Regions from separate parts of the Homo sapiens genome. Here region 1 is linked to region 2. Evidence: read pairs that join two places in POLR2A ChIA-PET (ENCODE). Cell type or tissue: PC-9. All regions are shown on one strand. Links, peaks and the distances in the headings refer to the core of each region. The heading gives the core; the rest is flanking DNA.

What was found. Peaks named below come from ENCODE experiments on the same cell type or tissue, not always from the same donor. Only the 100,000 strongest peaks of a DNase experiment are listed, where the experiment ranks them.
Region 1: POLR2A ChIA-PET joins it to region 2 with 5 read pairs; 5 of 35 experiments call an interaction of 5 or more read pairs at or near these places.

Annotation. Positions count from the first base shown.
Region 1 is chr2:138,448,660-138,454,048 of GRCh38, reverse strand. No RefSeq gene overlaps it. Among named protein-coding and RNA genes, the nearest start is that of SPOPL-DT, 50 kb to the left of the region's middle. In PC-9, for the core only: no CTCF peak of the experiment used is centred there; no DNase peak of the experiment used is centred there.
Region 2 is chr2:138,510,224-138,515,612 of GRCh38, reverse strand. All of the region lies in intron 1 of SPOPL (speckle type BTB/POZ protein like), which reads right to left. Among named protein-coding and RNA genes, the nearest start is that of SPOPL, 11 kb to the right of the region's middle. In PC-9, for the core only: no CTCF peak of the experiment used is centred there; a DNase peak (open chromatin) is centred at 2,692; H3K27ac peaks cover 502 bases.

The DNA of each region.
Region 1 (5,389 bases), core at 154-5,153, 62 kb after region 2:
ATGTGTACGTGTGTGTGCATGCTTGTATGAATGAATGTGTGTTGGTATGTGAGACTCATCTGCAAATATCAAGCTTCCACTTGCCTCTTTTTTTTTTTTTTTTGAGACGGACTTTCTCGTCAGCCAGGCTGGAGTGCAATGGTGCGATTGTGGCTCACTGCAACCTCTGCTTCCGGGGTTCAAGCTATTCTCCTGTCTCAGACTCCCAAGTAGCTGAGATTACAGGTGCGCACTACCACGCCCAGCTAATTTTCATATTTTTAGTAGAGACGGGATTTCACCATGTTGGCCAGGCTGGTCTCGAACTCCGGACTTCAGGTGATCCGCCTGCCTTGGCCTCCCAAAGTGCTGGGATTACAGGAGTGAGCCACGGCACCCAGCCTCCACTGGCATCTTTATGAGACCTTGATCTTTCTTAATTAAAGGAAACAAAGCAGAAACAGGTATATTCTAAGGAGTCTCCCTTCAACACTCTCCAGTTAATCGGTGAGCTTCTAAGTCCTTTTTTATTTGAATACAAAGAAAAGAGCCCTTTTACAGCCAGAAGTTTCCTGCATATTCTTACAATGTTAAATACATACTAATATTATAACAGGTTTGCATCTGATATCTGGAGAAAGTAAGTTAGGTTCTCTTAACTATGGTGGATTCTGTTTCTATTATTAGACAGTAAATCAACATATGAAAAGATTGTAGAAACATTGCAATGATAACATTTCTGGAATGTTCACAAAGATTTCTTAAGAGGCTCATGAGAATTTAGAAAGATATATTATGGTCTACAGCTCTGAAGACTGGGAAGACTGAGACTTTGGACATAGTCTTGCCTATGCTAATGGATGATCTTAGATATTAATTTAACCCTTCTCAGCCATAATTTCCCCAACTGTGAAGTGAAGATAGTACTTTCTTTATCTATATCATAAGGTTGCATGAAGATCAAATAAGATGTCCTCCAAGTAGTTTAATGGAAAATGTACTTTTGATTAGAAGCCTATAAAAATAAAAGTTAAGATGAGAAACAAAGGAAATAGAAAATAAGGTAACCATTGCATAGAAGGACTTACAGAATTTGTGTGGGGGACCCAAAGTAAATAAAAACACTGAAAAACAGATTTAAAATGGTGCTAATCAAAACTGTATAAAACTTATTCAAAAGGTAAGTTTATAAGCTGTGCAACCATTTTTAAACAAAAGTACCCTTTATGTTTTTATAATAAGTATTATGAAAATTAATATCTATTAAACATGTACTATTTCTTAGGTTCTCTGTTAGCTATACTTTTGTCTCATTTAATCCCTTAAACCAAGTGAATTGGGTATTGTTATCATCATTTTACAGAAAAGAAAACTCTTTTGAGACTCAGGGAAATAAAATTACTTGTCAAGGTCAAAAATGATAGAGCCAAGATCCAAATTTCTTGTGTATGCCCTTCCCACATTGAGTCTAGGTTTGACGTTGGGACTTGCTTTTGCCAATGGGACATTAGCAAGCATGATATTAATAGAGGCTTACTAAGCACTTGGACTTAGGGAGTTTGTCTTCTTTGTAATGCTTCCTCTTGGAACCTTGAGACTACCATAATATGAGGAGCCCAAGCTAAGAGTCAGAACCAAGACTCCAGACATATGGCCTCCATTGAGCCATTCCAGCCAGCTCTTGGATATTTAAGTAACCTCAGGTGAGGTCCCAGATATCAAAGAACAGAAACAAGTTATTATCATTGTACATTGCCTAACTACTTGACCCACAAAGTCATAAGTATATAAAATAGTAGTCATTTTATGCTACCTAAGTTTGGAGTGATTTACTACATAACAATAGATAATTGATATTTAACTTAGGTTCAATCTAAAGCTTGAGTACTCTTTACCCTGCAATATGCTGTCACAAATTATTGAACTTCCCTGCATATTCTCAAATGAAGTCTGGAACCTTGTTTTGCAAAGACATGAAACAAACTTTTATTAAAAAGTAAAAGAAGCTTAATAGAGAGAAGAGACAATCCACAGATTGGGAGAAAATATTTGCAAATCACATATGGGATAAGGAGCCAATATCCAAAATGTATAAATAACCCAAACTACTCAATAACAAGAAAACAACTCTATTTAAAAATGGGCAAAGGACTTGAATAGACACTTCTTAAAGTGGCCAACAGATACATGAAAAAAATGCTCAACATCTTTAATCATCAGAGAAATGCGAATTAAAACCACAATGAGATATCACCTCACAATTGTAGATTGACTATTATCAGAAACATAAAAGATAATAAGTGTTGGTGAGGATGTGGAGAAAAGGGAACCCTTATACACTCTTGGTGGTATTGTAAATTAGTAGACATTTTGAAAATAATATAAAGATTTCTTTAAAAACTAAAAATAGAATTACCATATGATCCAGCAATCTCACTACTGGGTATATACTCACAGGATTTAAAATCAGTATGCCAAAGAGACATCTGCACTTCATGTTCATTGCAGCATTATTCACAATAGCCGAGATATGGAAACAACCTAACTTTCCATCAAGGGATGAATAGATTTTTAAAATGTGGTATATGTACATAATGGAATACTATTCGTCCTTAAAAAATAAACTGAAATTCTGTCATTTTCAACAACATGGATGAACCTAGGGGATATTGTGTTAAGTGAAATGAGTCAGGCACAGAGAGACAAATACCATGTGATCTTATGTATACGTAAAATCTAAAAAAGGCAAGCTCATAGAAGGAGAGAGCAGATTTGCAAGTAATTCTGATGCTAAAATTAAAAAAAAAAAAGAAAAAAATAGAAGTAGGGAGCAGAATGATGGTTACCAGGGGCTTGGGTTGGGGGAGGTAGATGGACAAAAGGAGAGGCATTTGTCAACAGGTACAAAGTTACAGCTGGGAGGAATAAGTTCTAGCTGCTCTGTTGCACAGCAAGGTAACGATAGTTAATGTATTAAATATTTCAAAATAACTAAAAGAGAAGTTTTTAAATGTTCTCACCACAAAGAAATGATAAGCATTTGGGGTAACGGGTATGCTAATTACCCTGATTTGATCATCTCCCAATGTATACATGTATTGAAACATCACATTCTACCCCATAAATATATAGAATTATTATTTGTCAATCAGAAAAAAGTAAAAGAAGGACACTAAGATGATTCATATCCCTCCATAAAGAGATTTATAGTTGTTGGTTAATATTTTGTCTTGTTTACAGTCTTATTTTTAATAAAATAAATTATTCTATCTTTTCTTGTAAATACTAAGTGTATTTTTAGAAGGAATTCAAACACTGCAAAAAGTACAAACATAGAGATTTAAAAATCAGTTAAATCTCACCACATAAGAAGAAACTTGGTTAATATTAGATGAACTTTATCCAGGCATGTTTCTTTAAAAAATAGACAGCTAGACAGGAAGGAAATGCTTTAAAATATGATTATATTATAGACGACTTTTTTTTTTTTTTTTTTTTTAAAGAGTCAGGGTCTAACTTTGTAGCCCAGACTGAGGTGCAGTGGCACTATCATAGATTACTACCACCTTGAACTCCTGGGCTCAAGGAACCCTCTGGGGTAGCTGGGACTGCAGGTGCATGTTATTATGCCGAGACAATTTTTTAATATTTTGTAGAGATGGGGTTTAGCTATGTTGCCCAGGTTGGTCTTGAACTCCTGAAATCAAACAATCCAGCTGCCTTGGCCTCCCAAAGTGCTAGGATTACAGGCGTGAGCTACCATGCCTGGCCTATTGTAGTTTTTTTGTTTTGTTTTGTTTTGTTTTGTTTTGTTTTGTTTTGTTTTGTTTTTGAGACGGAGTCTTGCTCAGTCATCTGGACTGGAGTGCAGTGGCACGATCTCAGCTTACTGCAGTCTCTGCCTCCTAGGTTCAAGCCATTCTCCTGCCTCAGCCTCCTGAGTACCTGGGGCTATAGACATGTGCCACCCTGCCTGGCTAATTTTTGTATTTTTAGTAGAGACGGAGTTTCGCTCTGTCAGCCAGGCTGGTGTCAAACTCCTGACTTAGGTGATCTGCCTGCCTCAGCCTCCCAAAGTGCTGGGATTACAGATGTGAGCCACTGCACCTGGCCTACAGATGTTTTTTTAAAGTGAAAAAGAAACAAGCAAATTTCTTTATGACCCAAACACACATGTGCATACGTACACACCAAACAAAAATTCCCAAACACCCTGATGAAAGTGTAAGCTTCAAATAAATATTTTTTTTTTCTTTCAACGTAAAATATTCCTCTAAGACTGTGGAAGAAATTTTGGAAAAACACAAATGTTAAGAGATTGGAGGAGCCAGACGCGGTGGCTCACGCCTGTTATCCCAGCACTTTGGGAGGCCAAGGCGAGTGGATCACCTGAGGTCAGGAGTTCGGGACCAGCCTAACCAAAATGGAGAAACCCTGTCGCTACTAAAAATACAAAATTAGCTAGGCATGGTGGCGCATGCCTGTAATCCCAGGTACTTGGGAGGCTGAGGCAGGAGAATCACATGAATCCAGGAGGCAGAGGTTGTGGTGAGCCGAGATCGCACCATTGCACTCCAGCCTGGGCAACAAGAGCAAAACTCCATCTCAAAAAAAAAAAAAGGTTGGAATTGGAGTCTTTTTTTTAAGTTCTCAGTTTTAATAGTGATTCCCTGCTATAAATGATGAGGACATTAACAGTCACATATGTTCTGTCATCTCATTCTATCTACCTTCCTAGTTTTATTAAAAATTATTTTTAACATAATAGGACTATTACAATGTACTATTAACTATGATTTCCTCCCAGAACCATGAAGATCGGTACAACCAATCTCCAATTGTCAAGGAATCTGAGGCCAGTGTGATTACTTCCCCGGTGATAGTGATTGGCGTTTTTGGTCTTTTTTGTTTGAATTCTTTTCCTTAATGCTTGATAGTAGCACAACTAGCATAAGGAGAATAACCTAACTAGAATATAAATTGGCGTTGACTGCTCTGCGTCAAATTTCTTTCAAATTCAGTGTGTTCTTTCAGTCTGCAGCATTTGCCTTCAATTCAGGGAAATTATTCTTGTTTCATATTTTCAAATAACTTTTTGTATTTGTTTGGTGCTTTACAACCCAGTATCTATGTTAGATCCTTTTTATCTAACTCTCTTATATATTAGTTTCCCCCTAATCTCTTAGATCGGTCCTCCTTCTCTTCCTTCTTTTCTTTTTTACATTCACTATTATTATCTTTAGCCATTTCCCTATGAGAACAATTCTATATTTATCAGAACCTTTTTTATTTTCTTTGCTCCTTTGAAATTATTCATTTTTCTCAATTTGGCCAGTCAGTATCTGTATTTGCAACTCAGTTTGGATCCTGTGAGGAAACAGAATTTGCCCTATTTGCTTAAAATTTAGAC
Region 2 (5,389 bases), core at 164-5,163:
CAAGGGAAAAATATTTTTTGCACTCTTGGATTTTCACTACAAAATGACAAAAAATACAGCTTAGCAACACTTCTGTGAAATTTAAAAGAAAAACTCCACAAATAACAAGAAATTAGACATAAAAACACACAGCATGCTGTGAGGAAATGGTAAAATTTATTCTGCCAACTTTTTTCAAGTTCTGAAAATTGAGAAAGATCTGCTCATATAGTGTTCCCCTTCTTTCAACTGTAGCAAAACCCCACAGAATAATGAATGAACACAACCTGCAATCTGGGTAGATGGTCAAGTAAGAACAAGCGCATTCCAGCATTGTGTAATTAGAGCTTTGGGCCAATGTTGCAAACTCACTCAGTCAAATAAAAAAGCCTACAAAACTTTTCACCAGCTTGCAAAATCTTAAAACTCATCCATGTTTATCAAGTTAGAAGTGCACTATTTGTCAGAAAGTCAATAAACTACACTGCGGAGCTATAATTTTCATGACCGTCTCATTTTCCTTAAATTATACTTAAATTTGTTGTATATTCTGCATCTTACCAACTGGCAAGGTGACCAGAATCATCTGATAGGTTTTATGAAAATATACAGGTGTCTGTTCCACGTTCCCCTGGTGTTCACAAAGGAGGGGACCAAGGGTAGGAGTAGGGAAAGGAATCATGTTTATTTTGAGAAAATAGCCTACCCACAACTTAATACCATGTTACACCCACCAGAATGGCTAAATATATGAGACAGAATATCAAGCCAATGTTCCAGAGTATGTGGGACAACTAGAAATTCTCATCTACTACTGATGAGGTTATACATTGGTACAACAACTTTGGAAATCACTGGGTTATACTAAAACTGAACAAGGCACACATATGACCCAGTGATTATATTACAAGGTACATTACCCAGGGAAATGCACACATGGGACCAAAAGACATGCACAGACAGGAATACAAGGATATTTTACAGGGACTCTATTCATGACGGCCCCAAACTGGAAACAACCTAGATGTCCATTAACAGTAAAACAGATAAATCATGATATACAGAGTCATACAGTGGAATATTATGAAGCAGTGAGAATAAACTATTGCTACAGGCAACATGCTTGAATCTGTGAAAGGAAAAAACCCTTGGGACCCCAGAATCACTAAGCTAAAGGGAAAAGTCAAGCTGGAAACTGCTCAGGGCAAACCTGCTTCCCATTGTATTCAAAGTCACCCCTCTGCTCACTGAGCTAAATGCATTATCTGATTGCCTCCTTCTGAGAGGCAAATCAGAAACTCAAACGGAAGCCCTCTCTCCCAGCTTCGAGTTGTCCTGCCTTTCTGGGCCAAACCAATATTAATTTTACATATGTTGATTGATGTCTCATGTCTCCCTAAAATGTATAAAACCAAACCATGCTCTGACCGCCTTGGGTACATGTTTTTAGGACCTCCTGAGGCTGTTACCCCAGCGCAGGTCCTCAACCTTGGCAAAATAAACTTCCTAAATTAACTGAGACCTGTTTCAGATATTCGGGGTTTATGGATCACATAACCATATATGTATGTTTAAGGTAAGAAGCCAGGATAAAACACCATACATGCTGTATGATGATATGTGCATGTCTTTGCATGTTACACTTCAAAAGTTTACTTAAAATAAAAAAGCAAAAAAAGTTTAACAAATAAATGAGCCCCCTTGATGCCCTGAAGTGTATAATAAAATCCTGCTCCCAGTACCATATTCCCTCTACCCTAAAATTGGGACAGGATACTTTTTTGAATCTTCCCTCATGCTAATTAATTTTTTTACATTAAAAATTTGTTTATATCAAAACAAAGAAAGGTATGTTAACAGAATGCAAAAGCCAATTTTTTTTTTTTTTTTTTTTGAGGTAAGGTCTAGCTCTATTTCCTAGGCTGGAGCGCAGTGACAAGACCATAGCTCACTGCCTCCTCAAACTCCTGAGCTCAAGTGATCTTCCTGCCTCAGCTTCCTGAGTAGCTGGGACTACAGGCGTGCACCACAACACCAACATGTGGCTAATTTTTTAATTTTATTTTTATTTTTATCATTTTTTTAAGATGGAATCTCACTCTGTCGCCTACACTGGAGTGCAGTGGTGCAATCTTGGCTCACTGCAACCTCCGCCTCCCAGGTTCAAGCGCTCCTGCCTCAGCCTCCCGAGTAGCTGGGATTACAGGTGTGTGCCACCACACCCGGCTGACTTTTGTATTTTTAGTAGAGACGGGGTTTCACCATGTTGCCAGGCTAGTCTCAAATTCCTTACGTCAGGTGATCCACCGGCCTCGGCCTCCCAAAGTGCTGGGATTACCGGCGTGGGCCACTATGCCCGGCCTAATTTTTAAATTTTTTATAGAGACAATGTCTTGCTATGTTGTCCAGGCTAGTCTAGAACTCCTGGCCTCAGGCAATCCTCCTGCCTTGGCCTCCCAAAGAGTTGGGATTACAGGCGTGAGCCATCATGGCCTCAAAACATTTGTAAGAGAAAACACTAAATTGAAAAGAATTTTAACATCAAAGCTCTCCCCCTTCACCACCATCATTACCACACTCAGACTGTCACCTCCCTTTGATTCCCCAAGAATTTCCTCTTCTCTGCCATCTATTTAATAGAAACATTCAAGAAGCACTGACCTACCTTAGCAGTGTAGTTACGAGGATTAAAACAAAAGATGTATATATAAAGTCCTTGGCACCATGCCTAAGTACTCAATGACTAGACACTTAATAAATCCCAAATAGTGAGTTCTTCCAGGTCAAGGGCTATTTCCAATTCATCACTGTAAATACAGGACCTGGTATTTAACAGTCAGTCAATAACTACTTGTGAAGTAAATGAATAATGTGAGTCCAAAATAAACAAACAAACAAACAAAAAACAATGAAAACAAAGCAAAAGTGGGAATGAAGGAAAAAGCAAGAAGTTCAAAGGAAGGTCTTAACCCATTTTTGTTATCAGGGTATACGAAAATATTATATTTTATTTTTATAGAACTGTGGTTCAGCAAGATGACAAGATTTTAAATCTCAAGGTGAACCAACAAAATCATGTGCATATAAAACTATTACAAAAACTGTCTCGGTATTATCTTTCCTCTATACACTGTGCAATGAAAAAGCAGTATATTTTAACTGAAATTAAAACACGCGTCAATAATACTGAAACCCTTTAAAAAAATTTCTGAATCAGTTTCTTATGAGGTTGACAGGAATCCCAACTACATCACAGGTTATTTTCAAGATATCCATCATAGCACATCAATATTCTGACTAAATATGTCATAACAGAGATGAAAGGAAAGCAGATTTCAGCTAAAACTTTATACAGTATTATTTTTATGAAAATAAAAATGTAATTTAGATGTCAAAATTGTCAAGACTGCAATCTTACATTAATTTTAAAAGACAAATCAATATTTTAATGATTTAATAATTTTAATATTCATTATGTGCACAAAATATCAATGAACCATTTGATAAGGCTCTTTTCCTCTCCCTTTTAAGCAAGCATCTACTTAGATCAGAAACAATACTGTTTTAATTAACCAATTTAATTAACCAATATATATGCAAAGCATTTAACCTCATGGAAAGCACATTATAAATGTATATACAACTCATTCAGTTCTCATAACAACTATATGGTTTTACCATTATCATTTCCATTTCCATTTTACAGAAGAGAAAACTAAGACTTTAAGTAACTTCCCTAAAGTCATACAGCTATTAAATGGCAGGGTGGCTGTATGCTCCTAGTCTCTATGCTCTGATGCCTGGAGAGCTCTGGAGTAAAGCAGACCTACGTTTGTCCAGACTTGACTTCATTTTGGGAGGTGAGTTGTCTTGAGAATCCTGAGTGACAACCACAAAACAAGGTAGCACTAATTCCACCTTTCACTAATTCTAAGACAGCTATTTTTGTCACATTTTAACATTTCTGAAATTGATAGCATCTTACAATTATAATCCGCAGTTCTCTCTCTCTGCGGTACATAAAATAATAATCCATCTGGTAATTGACAGCAACTGTGATTCAAAAAATTATGGTATTATCTATACCTCATGGGTTAGTGATTAGAAGTAAATGAGATAAAATGTCTTAAGTACTCAACACAGTGTCTGTCTGACACAAGTGCTTTACAAAGGGTACTTCTTCTCTTTTAATAAAATAATCTATAAGGAAATTTGATGTAAAGGTTATCTTTACACTGTAGAAAGCTGTCAGTTTCTCAGGCCCATGTGCGAATACACCTGGTATACCCTCTTAAGAAAAAATACTGGTTTCATTACACAACTTAAAGATGCAATTTTTGTTGATAAAACACTTGGGGGTAGGGAGAGGCAGAGAGACAACAGTAAAAATAAATCAGACACTTGAGAAAATAAAATCATCAACAATATTAATGCATAAACCAAGATACTCCACAATTCAAGCCAGTTCTCAAACGCCATTGATAAAATGCTTACAGGAAAAAGTATTTTCATGTTTTAAAAGATGTACTTCATTTATTATTTTTATTTTTAAATTCTACATGCAGGATAAAGGTTGCACTTTAAATGCAATGAGAAATGATCAAATCTGCTTAGTGTGTGCCCATGCCCCACTTGAGCTTTTCTACCAAAACTTAATTCCTAAACAGTTAGTAAAGGTTTAAACTGATCCTAAGTGTTGTCACCAAAAAAATTTAATTAAATGAAATTAAATTCACTTAGACATTTGGTAGCTTCCTGTATTTGTACTTGCTTTAGCAATCTCAGAACAAATTTATACTCACTGTTAATTTTATTTCATTTTTTTGTCTTATAAAAAACTACAGAGGAATTTCCTAAAACATTAAAAAATATATCCAAATGACAGCTGAAAAAACACCTTGAGACTATTGCAATCTTTACCTTAAAGATCACTTAATTATACTTTAATGTGAAGGAAGTTATCAGGAATAAAGAGGGGTATTATAAAGTGATACAGAGGTAAATTCTCCATAATTCTTAATTTATATGTACTTAACAACAGAGCATCAAAATATGTAAGGCAAAATCTGATTTGCAAAGAGAAATAGATGAATCCACTATTGTAGTTGGACACTTCAACACCCCTCTAACAGAAATGGGCCGATCCAGCAGGTAGAAAATCAGTAAGGACAAGTTTGAACTCAACAACACTATCAATCAACTAGACATAATGGACATCTATAGACTACTTCAACCAACAGCAGCATAATACCAAATACTGACAAGGATATGGAACAACAAAAACTCTCACTCATCGCTGATGCGAATGTAAAATGGTATGGCCACTTTGAAAGACAGTTGGGTGGTTTCCTACAAAACTAAACGTACTCTTACCATGCTACCCATCAATCATGGTCCTTGGTATTTACCA